Linked DNA regions of Mus musculus: region 2 is linked to region 1. Evidence: chromatin loops called from intact Hi-C (ENCODE). Cell type or tissue: gastrocnemius. All regions are shown on one strand.

Region 1 (8,000 bases):
CACAAATGCAAAAACAATACAAAACAAAAATAACTTCATTTAATTATTCGGATATGGGTTTGGCTGCATGCATACATGCCATGGTGGTAGTGGTGGTGGTGGTGTGTGTGTGTGTGTGTCTGTGTGTCTGTATGTGTGTCTGTCTGTGTGTAGATCAGAGGAAAACCTGCAGGGCTCAGTTATCCCTTCCAGCACCATGTAGGATGTAGGTCCTGAGAATTGAACCCAGGCCCCTTTATTTACTGAGCCATCTCCTCTGTCCCAAGACATTTTGTGGCAGCAGCAGAGGGATACAATTTACCATGCACAAAACTTCACTATAAACATCAACAGTGTAACCCAGCGTGGTCCCCTAAGTCTGTAATTCCAGCATTCTCAAGAGAAAGAGCATGCTTTCAAGCTGCCAGTATGCAGACAGAATCCCAGGGCACCCTAAGTTACACAGCAAGACCCTGTCCCAGAGCGACCGACAGCAAAGCAGGGAGTGTTGCACACACCTGTTGTCCTAACACTTTAGGGGTGGAAACAAGAGGATCAGGGGTCAGGGTCATCCTTGGCTACATAGTGAGTTAAAGGCCAGCCTGGGCTACATAGTGAGTTAAAGGCCATCCTGGGCTACATAGTGAGTTAAAGGCCAGCCTGGGCTACATGGTAAGTTAAAGGCCAGCCTGGGCTACATAGTGAGTTAAAGGCCAGCCTGGGCTACATGGTGAGTTAAAGGCCAGCCTGGGCTACATGGTAAGTTAAAGGCCAGCCTGGGCTGAATGAGAACCTGCTCATAAATAAATAAATAAATAAATAAATAAATAAATAAATAAATAAATAAATAAGCAAGCAAGCAAGCCAACAGACAGTATAAGAGCCTGCTAATAAATAAGATAGATAGATGGCAAACAAATAGTATACCAAGACTGGAAACTATAGGGTGTAGTTTGAAACTCTTACAAGGGCACATTGCTTTTTAGAACTGTATAGTTAGGAGCTGGGTGTATAGGTGACTGGTATTGAGCACTTCTCTAGGACGTGCAAGACCCAGAGTCTGGTCCCCAGCAAGAGTCGGGGAAGGGAGCTTGGGGGAGTAATAAGAATGAGATAAAATATCTACATAGTTGGCTCACTATAGTATATGAAATTTCTGGAATTAAATATTTCACCCATTGGACTAAGAGACGACACCTAAAAAAATAAGAAAGAAAGAAAGAAAGAAAGAAAGAAAGAAAGAAAGAAAGAAAGAAAGAAAGAAAGAAAGAAAGAAAGAAAGAAAGAAGGAAAGAGAGAAAGAAAGAGACTACACCTCCAGTAAAATGTACCATATTACACCAAGGAAGCAGGGACGAGAACAGTAAGAAGCAACTTTAGTTTCCTTCTAAGCACTTTCATGCTGTGTACATCAGACTGTAGCAGAAGCAACTACAAAAAATACTGTCCCTCCTGCCAACACTTGATGTTACAGCAAGCCCAGCTTATATTCTGCCATCAAGTATGGCTTGCCCATCAGTGTGATGGAGCATTAAGAATATCCTCAAATCCAATGGTCTCATCGTTTTCCCTCGAAATATCCAGTGAGAGGTTTTAGCTCAGAAGAAATGAAAGACGACTGTGGCTAGCTAATGGATCCAGGTGCTTATGTGTGGCATGCAAGCATTTACAGGCTCCTAGAGGGATGTTGCACAACCCTTGAAGGGGAGGAAGAAGTACAAGGGAAGGCCATCTCTACAGACAAAGCAGTGATGGTCCAGGTATCTCAGACAGTGCAGCTTCAGGGCATGGGATACAGCTTAGCTGGCAGAGTGCTTGCCCAGGGTTCACGAAGCCCTGGCTTGCCGCCCTACACCTCAAAAAGGTGCATGATGGAGCATACCTGTCATCCCATTGCTAAGAGCAGGAGGATCCCAGGGACTCTCTGACCAACCTTTCCAGACAGTTAGGGAACTCCAGCGTGGAAGGCCATGGTTTAAAAATGCAAGTGTGAACAATATAGGAAGATGCCTGACTGATATCTAACTTTAGCCTCCACAAAGGGAGAGAGAGAGAGAGAGAGAGAGAGAGAGAGAGACCTTCTCATGGTTAGAAAGTATCATATCCTACAGTAACAATATAATAAAATACGGACTACAAACTTAACTGTTATTTTATGCAGGCCTTTTACTTAGCTAAGATTGTACAGAGAACCAGGCATAGTGGTGCACACCTTTAATCCCAACACTAGGGTACAGAGGCAAGTGGATCTCTGTGAGTTCAAGGACCGCTTGGTCTACATAGCAAGTTTCAAGACAGTCAGGCTACATAGTAAGGTCCTGTCTCAAAATTAATAATGATTACACACAGTTGGGAGTGCGAGGTAGCACATGCCTATATTCTTTAGAAGTAGAAGGATTGAGAGGTATAGGCCAGCCTGGTCTACATAAGATTTTTGTTTCAGGGGAGAAAAAAAAAAAAAAAACGCAACGGGCAGGGAAGTTCTCAGTGCAATCACACAAGAGCAACGCATTGTTGCCAAGCCTCCATGGAAGGTCCCCAGGAGACATCCCCTTTCTCCTCTAGATAAGCAGCCAGCACTCCCCCATTGTGCGCCCTCTTTCCCACGGTCCACAACTCAGCCAGGGACATGAGAAGCGAGCTCAACGTTTCTCAGGTGTACAGCAGACTGGGCCCCAGCGCTGGCATTCAGCTGGGGATCTGCAGGAGATAAGCGGCCACTTCCCTCCAGCTAGCTTTCCATCCCATCATTCTTTTGAGTGAAGATTGGTTTTATTTTGTCTTGCTTGGAAAGGGGAGGCGGGGCGCGCGTTGGGGGTGGGTGGGAGGCAGAGCAGAGGAGGGAGGCAGGACAGAGTGGGGAGAGGGCAATGTGTGTGTGTGGGGGGGGCAGGACAGTGGGGGGAGGGGCGGCAGAAAATGGAAACAGGTGATAAGATGTAGGAGTTATTTCAAGGTTGGGCCCACAGTTTTTAGTTTCAAGAAGTATAAAAGGTAAGACTTTTAACTTTTCTCTTTCTCTGTCTCCCTCTCTTCTTTTTTTTTTTTTTGAGAGGATAGACGCCAGCTTCCACCTCCTAACTGCTAGGATTAAATCTGTGCACCACCACCATGCCACCATGCCCAGCTCTTTTTTTGGAGTTTGTTTTTCGACATTCCCGGGGCAGGAGTCGGGGGTTGGGGGGGGGGGTCTTACTCTGTAGCCCAAGCTGGCTTGTACCTAACTATGTAGCCCAGGCTGGCCTGAAATCCATTCAATCTTCCACATCAGTCTTCCAAGTGCCTGGAATTACAGGCGTGAGCTACCACACCCAATAAAAACTTCTTTTCCTAAACATGGAAGACTCTGCAGTGGGAGACTAGGATTTAGCCCCCCGTCAGTAGAGTGCTTGTCTAGCATGCACAAAACTCTGCCTCCCCCGCACTACAGAAAACTGGCGCGGGGGTAGGGGGCTCACCCCGTGGAACCCTAACACTTGGAGGTGGAGGCAGAAAGACTGGAAGTTTAGAGTCATCTTCAACTACACATGAATGGTGGAGGTGAGAGCGGGGACTGAGTTGGGGATCAGAGATCACATTCACGAGCTCCAAACAAACCTGGGTTGACAGCTGAAGAAATGAACAGAAAAATATTAAGTTGTTAACTGAAAAACCCAAAGACAGCTGATCTGGCCCGCGGCAACTTTTGGCCTAGCCTCGGATCAACTTTGGTCACTGTGCCACTTTGGCCAGCAGAGGGCTCTCTTTGCTAATCTTCAAGTTCCAAAATAACAAGTCAACAACAACAAAAATCCCTGGGTTGCTCATTTTTATTATCCCCCCCCCCACACACACTTGGGAGAAAGCCGAAACAAGAGGACAAAGCTGAAGGCTAGCCTGGGTGACTAGTGAGACCTTGCCCCGAAGCTAATAATGGTCAATAACTTTAAAACAAGAAGGAAGAGAGAGAGAGAGAGAGAGAGAGAGAGAGAGAGAGAGAGAGAGAGAGAGAGAGAGAGAGAGAGAGAGAGAGAGAGAGAGAGAGAGAGAGAGAGAGAGAGAGAGAGAGAGAGAGAGAGAGAGAGAGAGAGAGAGAGAGAGAGAGAGAGAGAGATTGAGAATGAACCGTGGGTGGGTGTGAATGGCACGCACCTATGATACTAGCTGCTTGGAGGTTGAAACCGGAAGTTAAAATTTCAAGGCCAGCCTCTACTTCCTAGGTAATTTAAAACTAACCTGAGCTACATTAGACTTTATCTCAAAAAACCAAAAACAAACAGACGAACAAAAGACAGAAATAAGGGCTAGAGAGATGGCTCGGTGGTTCAGAGCGCTTGGTGTTCTCAAAGAGGACCTGACTGTGATTCCTCCTCGTGGGGTAGCTCACAACCACGCACATCTCCAGTTCCAGGGTGTCCCACATCCCTTTCTTATCTCCACATGCAAGACGTGCACATAACATACATGTAGGCAAACACTCAAACACATAAAATAGTTTAAACACACACACACACACACACACACACACACACACACACACACACACAGAAATAAGAAAACAAAAAAAGCTGCTGAGAGTCTAGAGGATCCTCGGAAGGTAACGATGCTTGCTGCCAAGCCTGATGACGTGAGTTCAAGCCCCAGAACGCACACGGTGGAAGCGAACTGATTCTCCAAGTTATTTTCTGGCCTTGGCACACGTTCAAGTGCTTGTGTGTGTGTGTGTGTGTGTGTGTGTGTGTGTGTGTGTGTGTGTGTGTGTGTGTGTGTGTGCGTGTGCGTGCGCGCACGCGCGCGCGCGCGCACACACACACACACACTGAAGTTTTTTTTTTATGCTGGTTCTTTAAAGAAAATGAGTCTTTTTTTCATCCATGGGCTATTAGCTTATACAGCCAAATAGCAAAACACCAACTGGCCCAAAAATAGCACAAGCAGCCACTCATTACGACAATAAGAAGGGAACTCCCGCTAAAACCAGTAACTGGGTGGAGAAGTAGCCTTGATGAGGTCGACCTCCTGAGGCCTCTGATTCAACAGGCAGACTCTACACAGAGTCTCCGCAATCCAAACTGGCCTTCAATTCTCACTCCCTTCAGTGCTGGGGAAAGAACGCAGGCTCTGTGCTAAGCAAGCCCCCTACCTCTGGGCTGCATTCCCAGCCTCTGGCCTCATATGCCTGGCTCTTGCTGGGATCTCACTCTTCAAATACCTAAATCCTGTTACTATGACCACTGTGTGGTCTGATGGCTCAAGTATGTCGTCCTACATCAGTTTCACTTAATGAAGCTTTTCCTTTAATAGTCGTGTTTCGTGTGTGCTAAGCAGCATACCAAGGAAAGGCTGGGTGGATGCGTGGTGGCAGAAGCCCATGTCTCAGTGCTCGGGGGTGGAGGCAGAGGATTAGGTTTGGGACCTGGAGAGCCCTGGCTGTCCTGGAACTCACTCTGTAGACCAGGCTGTTCAGTAATTAAGAACACATACTGCTTCTCGAAGGACCCAGCACCCACATCAGGCAGCTCATGCCACCTATAACTCTGTCCCCAGGGGGTTCTGACAGACGCTTCTGGCCTCTGAAGGAACATGCATACAAGCAAACATACGTATGTGGTTTTAAAAATAAAAATAAGGGCTGGAGAGATGGCTCAGCAGTTAAGAGCACTGACTGCTCTTTCAGAGATCCTGAGTTCAATTCCCACATGGTGGTTCACAGCCCATCTGTAATGGGATCTGATGCCCTCTTTCTGGTGTGTCTGAAGACAACTACAGTGGGCTCACATAAAATAAATAAATATTAGAAAACAAGGAGGAGGAGGAGGAAGACAACAAGGGAAAAAAAAGAAAATGTCTTCTAAAAAAATAAATAAAAATTAATTTTTTTTAAAGAGGCTTTGAGCTGGGTAGCACATACCTTTGATCCAAGCACTCAGAAGGCAGAGGCAGGTGGATCTCCAACTTAGAGATTTGCCTGGTCTACAGAGTGAGTTCCAGGACAGCCAAGGCTACACAGAGAAACCCTGTTGGGGGTTGGGGGTTTGGACCCAGGTCCCAGCACCCACATGGCAACTAACAGCCCTGGGTCAGTCCAGCTCCAAAGGAATCTGATGGCCTTTTCTGGTCCCCATGGACACTGCACACATATGGTGCATGTACAAACAGTGGCCAGAGCACTCACCCACATAAAAATATAAATAAATCTTTTGAGAAAAAAATTCAAGGTGTTCCTGTGCTAAGGAGCTCCAGGTTCAGTAGAAAACTGTCTCAAAAAATGTGTAAGAGAAGCCGGGCAGTGGTGGCGCACGCCTTTAATCCCCGGACTCGGGAGGCAGAGGCAGGTGGATTTCTGAGTTTGAGGCCAGCCTGGTCTACAGAGTGAGTTCCAGGACAGCCAGGGCTACACAGAGAAACCCTGTCTTAAAAAAAAAAAAACCAAACAACAACAACAAAAAATGTGTGAGAGATTGAGGGAGACAGCCAGTTTCAGCCTCTTAGAAACACACACACATAATACATAATATGCACATATTTAATAATATGCATGCATACATACAGAAACACACATAATATATATGCATACACACATACAAACACATACGTACATAATATATAAAAATATGTATTCCATATTTGTTTACTTATTTATTTGGTATGGGCACACGTGAGTGCACACACATGCTACAGCCAAGCATGTGGATGTCAGAGGGCAGTTTGAAGCAGTCAGGGCTCTCCCTCCACCATGTGGGTGGGGTCCAGGAATTAAGCTCTAGTTGTCAGGCTCTGTGACAGCCGCTTTACCCACTGAGCAATCTCTGTAGCCACTTTTTAGGGTTTTTTTTTGGAGACAAGGTCTCATGTAGCCTAGGCTGACCTTGAACCTCTGATCCTCCTGCCCCACTTCCAGCATGCTCAGGGCATTCTAGAATTTATTTTTTTCTACCTAACACCAATAGCATTAAGCGCTGTATCGTGTGTTTGGTTTCCTAGGCACGTAAGGGAGGCATAAATACCATCCCCATTAACTGGAGGATGCCTTAACAAACCACAGAAAACTGAACCTCTTCCATCTTCTTACCACGTGAGATCTTACTGGTAACATTATCCCCAAACTTGTATTCCTTGATCTTTCGCAGCTGGCACACCAGAGAATGCCTCCTGCGAGACTAGCTCTTCCGTGACTTACTCAAGAGCACTGTGCACTGGGGAAAATCATTTTACATTTCCATTACCCGACCAGTCTTTAGTTACCACCCTGTACTTGGCTGACCTGAGCTGGATCACAGAATATTGGGTACACGAGGTCACTCGCCCAATCTTTCTATTTACAGATGAGAGAATTCTAATTTGTAATTTCCTGCAGGGACTTTAGACAAGATGACTTATAGGTTCCTTCTGGCCACAGTCCCAGGATTCCTATTTCCTTGCTGGCATCAATGCATTCCACTGACACAGCTCAGGTTATTTTCCAAGAAAGCTAAGTTCCTAATTCATGGCCACAAACTACATACTCACAGGAGTCGAGGAAAGCAATAGTCCCTTCGTGCGGGATGAGCAGTGAATATCTAGGCTCTCATTAGAAAAGGAAGACCATGTGACGATGTTACCTGATGGCTTAGGAAAGCCAAAAGTGGCTTCATTTTGCAGCCACGCTGAGGTCAGGCTGTTATCTCCGACATGACTAGTGTATTGTGCTCATAATAGTCTGCTGGAGGAGATGGACAGGAATGTAATTACTACAGAGAATTAGGCAAGTGTTCTAAAGGCCAAACACTAGGAAGGGGCCTCAGTACTTCAGTTTTATGCCCTGGTGGTTCGAGATCTTGAACAATGGTGTTTAGCTGAGCAAAGATGTAGGAAGAAAAATCTAAAATCCTTCTCTGGGCCAAACTGTGTCAGCAATAAATAAAATACTACAAAAAAAAATTACCAAACACCAGGGACCTTAAAAAAGAAAAATCTATCACCAAGATTGAGGTATGATGGCACACTCCTTTAATCCCAGTACTGGGGAGGTAGAGGAACTTGGGGGTAGAGGTAGGAGGGAT
Region 2 (8,000 bases), 290 kb after region 1:
TGATAGAATGCTTGCCTCATATACAAGGACCTGGGTTAGAGCCCCAGAAACCTGTAAGTGGGGCATCATGGCCCATGCCTAAGTTCCAGCATGGAGGTAAAGACAAGAGGGTAGGGCATTGGAAGTCATCCTGAGCTACACAGTGCACATGAAGCCTTTTAGACTGTCTCAAAACCAAACAAAAACTGTCAATAAATAAGCAGCATTATCTGTCACTTGTTGCACATAACATTAGCAATATCCTCTTAAAATCCTAAGGTAAACCTAGGTAATTTCAAAACTTACCAGACAGAAAGAGTTCTTGCTCTGTCAAGAATAGTATTATGTGATCTCCTATAGCCTTTACATTTGGATTCTGCCCTGTTAAGCATTTTAAGGTCATCTGAAATTTTCCACTTAGGATGCTAGTTGTAAAAATTATAGAAATAGAAAAAGCAAAAAGCTTCAACAATACAGAAACATAACTTCACAATGGGGTCAAACAATATTTATCTTATACTAGCAATCTGAAAACTATCTGGAAAACCAGATGGTGGGGAGGTGTGGCTTAAAGTCAAAGCATGTGAAAATACTTTAGGGTTTTACAGGACTCAAGGGAATGTGCTACTGAGAAACTTTAACTTGAGCTATACTGAAAGGAATATAGCATGCATATAAAAAAGGTCCAGCCTGTGGAAAGACACAGAGGACCCAGATTGCACTTGGAGTAGGTGCTCAGTTGCATAGGTCAAACTCTAGACAGACCAACATGGAATGCATGTAGGTTTGCAATCAGAGGCCTGAGTGACACAAAAATCATGTCACTCAAGGAACCACCTCAGCCCAGAAAACAACTACTCTATAATTTTTTACCTTATGAGAATAAAAGGCATTTCTATTTTGGAAGTCTTAATAATGCTTGCAGAATATTATGAACCTGAATGTTCAGATAGTCCTTGTTCAATGTACACTGGTTCATTAAATTTGTGTTTGAGTTTTTTGTTTCTTTGTGTTTGTTTTTGTTTTGAGACACAGTTTCTTTGTATAGTTCTGTCTGTCTTAGAACTCACTCTATCGCCCAGGCAGGCCTCAGACTCAGAGATCTGCCTGCCTCTTCCTCCCAATTACTGAAACTAAAGTCATGTGCTTCCATAGCCAGCTTCATTTAATATTTTTAAAAGCCATCTTGACATACATTGTAACTTCCATAAAACTGCTATTACAGTGTCTTTGTTTATAACTGTCAAATATTTGAAACATTCCAAATTTTCTCCAACTAAAAAATATTCAAACTATGATACATACATAAAATCAAACACCAGGAATGAAAGGGAGCAAGCTCTTGATAGTATGAATAACTCTTGATTGCATTACTCTAAGTGGAAAAAGAAACAGACTCTAAAGGATGCGTGCCGCATGGTTCTATACAGCACTGGGAAAGGTAAACTCCAGGATCAGGGAGCAGAGCAATGGCGGTGGGCACACAGGTAAGGGATGAAACTGACCACAAAGGTGCACAGCACAAGTTCTGAGGAATGGAGGGATTACTATATACTGTGGTTATGAGGATGCTAACACAATGGTATGGATCCATCAACATTCTCAGAACTACATAATAAGACAGGTGCACTGTGTGGTGTTTAAACTATATCTTACTTTAAAAAGAATTAAAGGAAAATTTGTTGAAGTAAGACAAAGAATAGAGATACAGAAAGAACAAAAACAAGAACCATTTTTTAAAACTGAGGATGATTCAGCAATTACGAGCACTGACTGTTCTTCAAGGCCCTGAGTTCAATTCCCAGCATCCACATGGTGGTTCACAACCATCTGTAATGAGATCCGATGCCTTCTTCTACTGTGTCTCAAGATAGCTGCAATGTACTCATATAAATAAAATAAAATAAGATAAAATAAAATAAAATAAAATCCTAAGGAGAGGGCTGGAGAGATGGCTTAGCAGTTAAGAGCACTGTCTGCTTAAAAGACCCAAATTCTGTTCCCAGCCCCACATGTTAACTCACAACCATTTGTAAGGCCACTTCTAGGGTGTGATGGTTTCATAGGAATGGCCTACTAGACTCATGTGTTTCAATGCTTCATCATTGAGAATAGTACTATTTGGAGGTGTGGCCTTGTTGGAGAAAGAGTGTCACTATGGGGGTGAGCTTTGAGGTCTCCTATGCTCAAGCTATAACCAGTGTTGCCACACAGTCTCCTAGTGTCTACAGATCAAGATGTAGAACTCTCAGCTCCTTCTCCAGCACCATATCTCCTTGGATGCTACCATGCTTCCTACCATGATGATAATGGACTAAACCTCTGAACCTGTAAGCCAACTCCAGTTAAATGTTTTCTTTTATAAGCATTGCCTTGGTCATGATGTCTCTTCACAGCAACGAAACCCTAACTAAAACATTGGAAATATGATGGCCTCTTCTAGATTCTTTGGGCACTGTGTGCTTGTGATGCACACACATGCATGTACATAAAGTAAAAGTAAATATTTCCTTCATAGAGTATAGTTATGAACAAACTAGAGAGAAATAAAGACTTTTTCAGAAAAATAAACAAGGGCAAGAGTCTTATTACTAGCAGACCTACACTGCAAGAAATGCTAAGGGAAGTCCTCTAGGGAGGAGCAGGATGGCAAACAGAAACCTGGACCTACCTAAGGAAAGGGGAGTCTCTGGGAATGGCTAATCACCAACTCACTGAGCGTTTGAAGTGGGAGTCAACAAAGCATGGTCCAAAGGCCGAATCTTACTCCTTTGGGCTGTTATAAGTCAGGTTACATAGGAATACAGTCACGCTCATTCTTTCATCCATCACCTGTGGTTGCTCTTATAACAAGGGCCAGAGAACCTGCAAAGCCTAAACTACCACCACGCCTTTAAAGAAAATGTTTGCCAACACCCGACCTAAAGCAAAAGGCAGGAACAGTCAGATAGAGTGCATTTACAGCACACAGGAAGACTGTGTGACAGCAAGCACAAAAGATACAAAGAACCTGGCGTGTGCTCTCGGGAGATCCAGGGGCCAGAAGTGGGAGCAGCATGCCCTACAAGGCTATCTCAAATAAGGAGGAGGAGATGTGTACTGAGAGCCTCGGATAACCATGGCTTAAATCTTAATGTAAAAGTTTAAAGGCCCCAGTAAAGATTAAAAACAAGACAATAAAAAGGCATAACCCTGAAGCACCCAGAAAAGGGGAAATGAAAAAAGAAAATCAAAATTTATTCAACCAAACTGAAATTAAACAGTGATAAAGATAGTATTTGAAGAGAGAAATTTGGAAGTGGGGTGAGACAAGGTCTTACTCTGTAGTGCAGGCTGGCCTTGAACCTGTGATCCTCTGAGCAGGGATGAGGTTCATTCGAGACAGTGTTGTCTAGCATGCATGAAGGCCTGAGACTGAGTCCTAGCACCACACAGAATGAGGTATGATGGTGCGTGTCTGAAATCCCAGCACTTTGGAGGTGGATGGCTACACAGTGAGTTCAAGGTAAGCCTGGGCTACATAAGAGCCTGTCTCAAGAAAACAAAAACAAAATAACTTTAGATGTTAAACACAAGAAATAGTTCAGTATTGGGAGCTGGAGAGATGGCTCAGTGGTTAAGAGCACTGACTGCTCTTCTGAAGGTCCTGAGTTCAATTCCCAGCAACCACATGGAAAGAGACAAGGTGTGGGGGTTCATAGGGATGAGAGGGGGATGAGAGGGTACAGAGAGGAATTAAGAGAATACATCATATACATGTATGAAACTTATCAAAGAACTGACAATAAACAAAATAAATGGCTCCATCTACACCCAGTAACCAGAAACTCAGGTTCAATGTTACCCAGACTCAAGGCAGGACCAAGGATAACCTGCAAAATGAAGATCATTTCACTTAGGTCTTCTCACCTCTTGATTTCTACTTAGATCATTGCATCCAACCTATTTTCCTCCCATCCTGCTGACAGGGTCTCCCAGTTTGGGCTGGCTCTCCTGAATCCACGCAATTGTGGTTTCCAGCTCATCCACTAGTTTCTTTCTAGTGCTAAGTAGGATTTTTATTCCATTTCCTGGACATGTGGTATTTTACTTATCCACTCACCAGCAGACAGATATTTAAAATGCCTCCAATAAACACAATTATTTCTTTGAGCACAGTGATAAACTGAAAAGAGTTTCCTACATACACAATGTAAGGTCACGCTAGAGTTTCCTCTGGTCAGACGTTTTTTCCTTTCCTGTCTTGCTAAACACTAAAGGAGGCAATTACAGATGACTGTCATGTCACAGAACATGTATGCTTTCCAGCTAACTTGCATTTGAAATGAGCTGTGACCTGGTTCTAAACGGAGATCCAGATGCTCGGGAGCCCATGTTCCTAACACTGGGCACAGGGTACAGACACTTCCGCAGCCAGCTGTTTTATTCTAGTGACATCTAGTGGCAAAAGTGTTGTCACTTTTAGATGGCTCAGAGGGTTAGGATACCGGCCTCCAAACCTGAAGACTTGAGACTGATCCCAAAGACCCAAAGTCCAATAGCAAGTTTCCAAAATCACACGCCTTTAAAAAACAAACAAGCAAAAAGGAAAAAAAACAAAAACAAAAACCGTCTGGGGCTGAGGAACGAAAGCAGCTCTGTGCTACAGCACTTGCTGAGTAAGCCTGAGGAACCCCTAGCTCCACAAAGCAATCATCACTAAAATCATTACTGAATAATCTAAATTTTGTGACAATAAGTAGAATTCAAATTTACCATCTTCAAATTAGTTTATCCAATACATGGCCCATGCACCCATTCAAGGTCACTTAAAATGCTAGTGTAACACACTCCTTATATCCCAGTCCCTGAAAGTGACTCTGAAGCCAGGGCCTGACCACCAGCAGTTTTTAAGTTTCACCTGGTAACCTGTTAAACATTTTGGAAATAATTTCAGATTGCACCAGACAGTGATCACACATGTCTTTATTTCCAGCACTTGAGAAGCAGAGGAGGCAGATCTCTGAGTTTAAGGCCAGCCTGGTCTACACAGCAAGTTCTGAGACAGCTAGGACTACACAGAGAAACCCTGTCTTGAACCCCCTCCTACCCAAAGACGTTATATATTGAGCATCCTTTCTTCAAAAACCTGAAATGCTCTAAAATGTGAAACTTTTTGAACTCGGTGTCAGTGCTCAGAAGTTTCAGATTTCAAAACACCTAAAGCCTATGAAAATACCCCAAACCTAAAACATTAATATCCCAAGGCATTTAGAATAAGGCGTGCTCAGTCCACACTCGCAAGATGACCAGAGGTTCTTCCACACTCTTCTCATTCTCGGCAACCTTTACGTCTCAGAATAGCTTGTCTTCCCTTAGGTTCCCCACATCTGTGAGCCCTTACCATGTGCTGCCATGACAGGCCCTCCCACCCCCTTGTTTTTTACACCAGGGACTCTTCGTGGGCCATAACCGTGGTTCTGCTTTTGTATCTCTAGCCTAAAGATAGCTGTGAACAAAAAGAATAAATACATTTGTCTAGATGGATGAATAAATATTTTAGACAGCAGAGTTCTAAATCTAGGATGTGACTGACTCCCTTCTGTTCAGGAGTTAAGAACTTTATCCACAATCAACTCTGCATTCTGTAAGACTGTTACCAATCAAGCTGTCCAATCATCAGTTAAAATCTGAGACGTGGAAAGGACTTTTTTTTTTTTCAATTCTGGAAATATTTATAAAGCCTCACCTTTCCTAAATTGACATTTCACTTCTAGTTGCTAGTATGCTTAAAAGTAGAAGTATAGAGCCGGGCGTGGTGGCGCACGCCTTTAATCCCAGCACTTGGGAGGCAGAGGCAGGCGGATTTCTGAGTTCGAGGCCAGCCTGGTCTACAAAGTGAGTTCCAGGACAGCCAGGGCTACACAGAGAAACCCTGTCTCGAAAAACCAAAAAAAAAAAAAAAAAAAAAAAAAAAGTAGAAGTATAAAGAGGGTTTTTGAAAAGTAAAAAAACTTAAAAGGACTGACTGAATTTTATACAGTCTACCCTTATGTATTCAGGCTGTCACAAACTACTAACAAAGACGAGCTTCAGAGAAAATAAATACATCTCTTATTGTCATACCTCAGCAATATTTTAACTAGCTCAGATAGGAATATTGTTTACAGTGACATGGCTCCACATACTTAGGTTTAAATTCAGAATATAGCACAAATTACAAATGTAAATAAAAATAATGAATACTCAGTACACATGCTGGCAATTACTCTAACGTTGGTTTGTTTGAGGGAGGTTTTCACTATGAGCCCGAGGAGACCTCAAACTTGCTATGCAACCCAGGCCGATCTCCAAATTACAGCCGTGCTTTGCCTCTGCCTCCAAGTGCTAGGATTACAGGGCTGATGCACCATACCCAAGCTGAGCTAACCAGGAGAGTAACTGAAATCAAAACCTGAGTATACTACTGAGGTAGAGGGATGGTTCGATTCTCACCTGTTTTTCTATCATGGTCCAGGCGATATGGGGAGAACTTACCTCAGTCACGGACAGAAAAAGCCTAAGCTGAAAGCAGACTTTTACCTCCTGACCTATGGCTGTCTAGATGACAGCAGATCCCAAATATAACTTTAGCAAAGAGCTAGTTTGGCTTTATATAGCTTCTTTTTGTTTATATCAAAGATTATAAAACTTGGAACCCCCCCCATCTTTATATAGTAGTTTCTCACTCATCCCTTGGAGTCCAGCTCAAATGTTTTTCCTCTGTGAAGCCTACTCAGCAGAATATTCTACAGGCTATGTTAATAATCCCCTTCCAAACCAGGAAGGGGGAGAACATTTGGACTGTAAATAAATAGCCGATAAAACCATCCCCCTTCCATGCATGCCTATTCTTTTTACTAGCAGTTTTACTAGCAGTGTACTAGCAGTTTTACTCACACTATATTACCGTGAGTTATTCAGTTTGCCCACAAATCTACCAAAGTTCCTGAAGGTTAGCGGCCACGTTGTACATTTGCGTTTGTCCTGTCTGAACACTCTCAGACACTTAGCAATGTGTTGCAAGAAGAGGAAAAAAAATTTTTAAATGGATTAAAATTTTCTTTTTTCTACTTTTATAGAAATTCCTAGTTTCTAAAAAGAATGAACTATTCTGCCTTCCAGCCATACACAAATAGGAAGCAGATAAAGTGTATGGCGACTCTTCAGATGCTCTGCACAGGAAGTGCCATTCTGTCCCCAAGAGAAGCAAAACAAAGCACTCTGTTTTCCTAGCTTACTGCCTGAAGGCAGTTTCCAGGATGTAGAGCAGGGAGGTGACTTAGTCATGGCTGCTGTAACTAGAACAATATGGACGGTGGCTTAGTCGACAACTCTTTCTTTCTCCTAGTTCTGAAGCCTGGACCATCCATGGCCCCGGAGTCCCAAGACCTGGTTCTAGTTTACAAATGGCAGTCTGCTTACTGTCTCATCACCTGGCAAAGATAAGAATGTTCTTCTTTCTCTTGTAAGGACATGAATGCCACCCCTAAGGGTGCCACTCTTATAATCAAATTACCTACAGGCCTAAGATCCCATCTCCCTATACAATCATAGGAATTCCATTGCAGCCTCTGGTTTTGGACTGATAAAGACATTCAGTCCACAGCAAAGGGTATCTCTGAGAAAAGCCCAGTTTTCTTTACTGATCTGGAAAGGTGGCGACGCAGTACTGGAACAACTAGTGTCTTCAGCTGACACAGCAGGCCATGGGAGAGGCAAGGCCTCAGTAAAGGGACATTTGAGCTCTGCACCGGGGTGACTGTGAATCTCCAAATAAGACTATCTGAAATGCATGGAGTAAAATTCCATGAAGCTGGAGAAACAACCATAGGTAATAATAAGCAAACAACTTCTGACTCTCAAACAAGGCCAGGCATAGGCCTTTCACCACGAGCCACGGTAGAGAGGTGGGCAGACACCAAGGCACTAGTGGAGTCTAACACCTTGGTAGCAAGGGTTATGATATACTGAGGATTGCTGTGCACTAGTTGTGGTAGCCC

What was found. A loop is a pair of places that touch in the nucleus more often than their neighbours do. Peaks named below come from ENCODE experiments on the same cell type or tissue, not always from the same donor. Only the 100,000 strongest peaks of a DNase experiment are listed, where the experiment ranks them.
Region 2: it touches region 1 in a loop (2.7-fold over the local background); 20 of 42 quality-filtered maps call a loop at or near these places.

What each region holds. Positions count from the first base shown.
Region 1 is chr6:134,943,297-134,951,296 of GRCm38, reverse strand. The region is part of intron 1 of Lockd (lncRNA downstream of Cdkn1b); the gene reads right to left. Among named protein-coding and RNA genes, the nearest start is that of Lockd, 18 kb to the right of the region's middle. In gastrocnemius, a CTCF peak has its summit at 3,705 (motif pointing right); a DNase peak (open chromatin) is centred at 3,708; H3K4me3 peaks cover 500 bases; H3K27ac peaks cover 1,339 bases.
Region 2 is chr6:134,655,950-134,663,949 of GRCm38, reverse strand. All of the region lies in intron 2 of Borcs5 (BLOC-1 related complex subunit 5), which reads right to left. Among named protein-coding and RNA genes, the nearest start is that of Borcs5, 19 kb to the right of the region's middle. In gastrocnemius, a CTCF peak has its summit at 4,410 (motif pointing left); a DNase peak (open chromatin) is centred at 4,393; H3K4me3 peaks cover 170 bases; H3K27ac peaks cover 1,167 bases.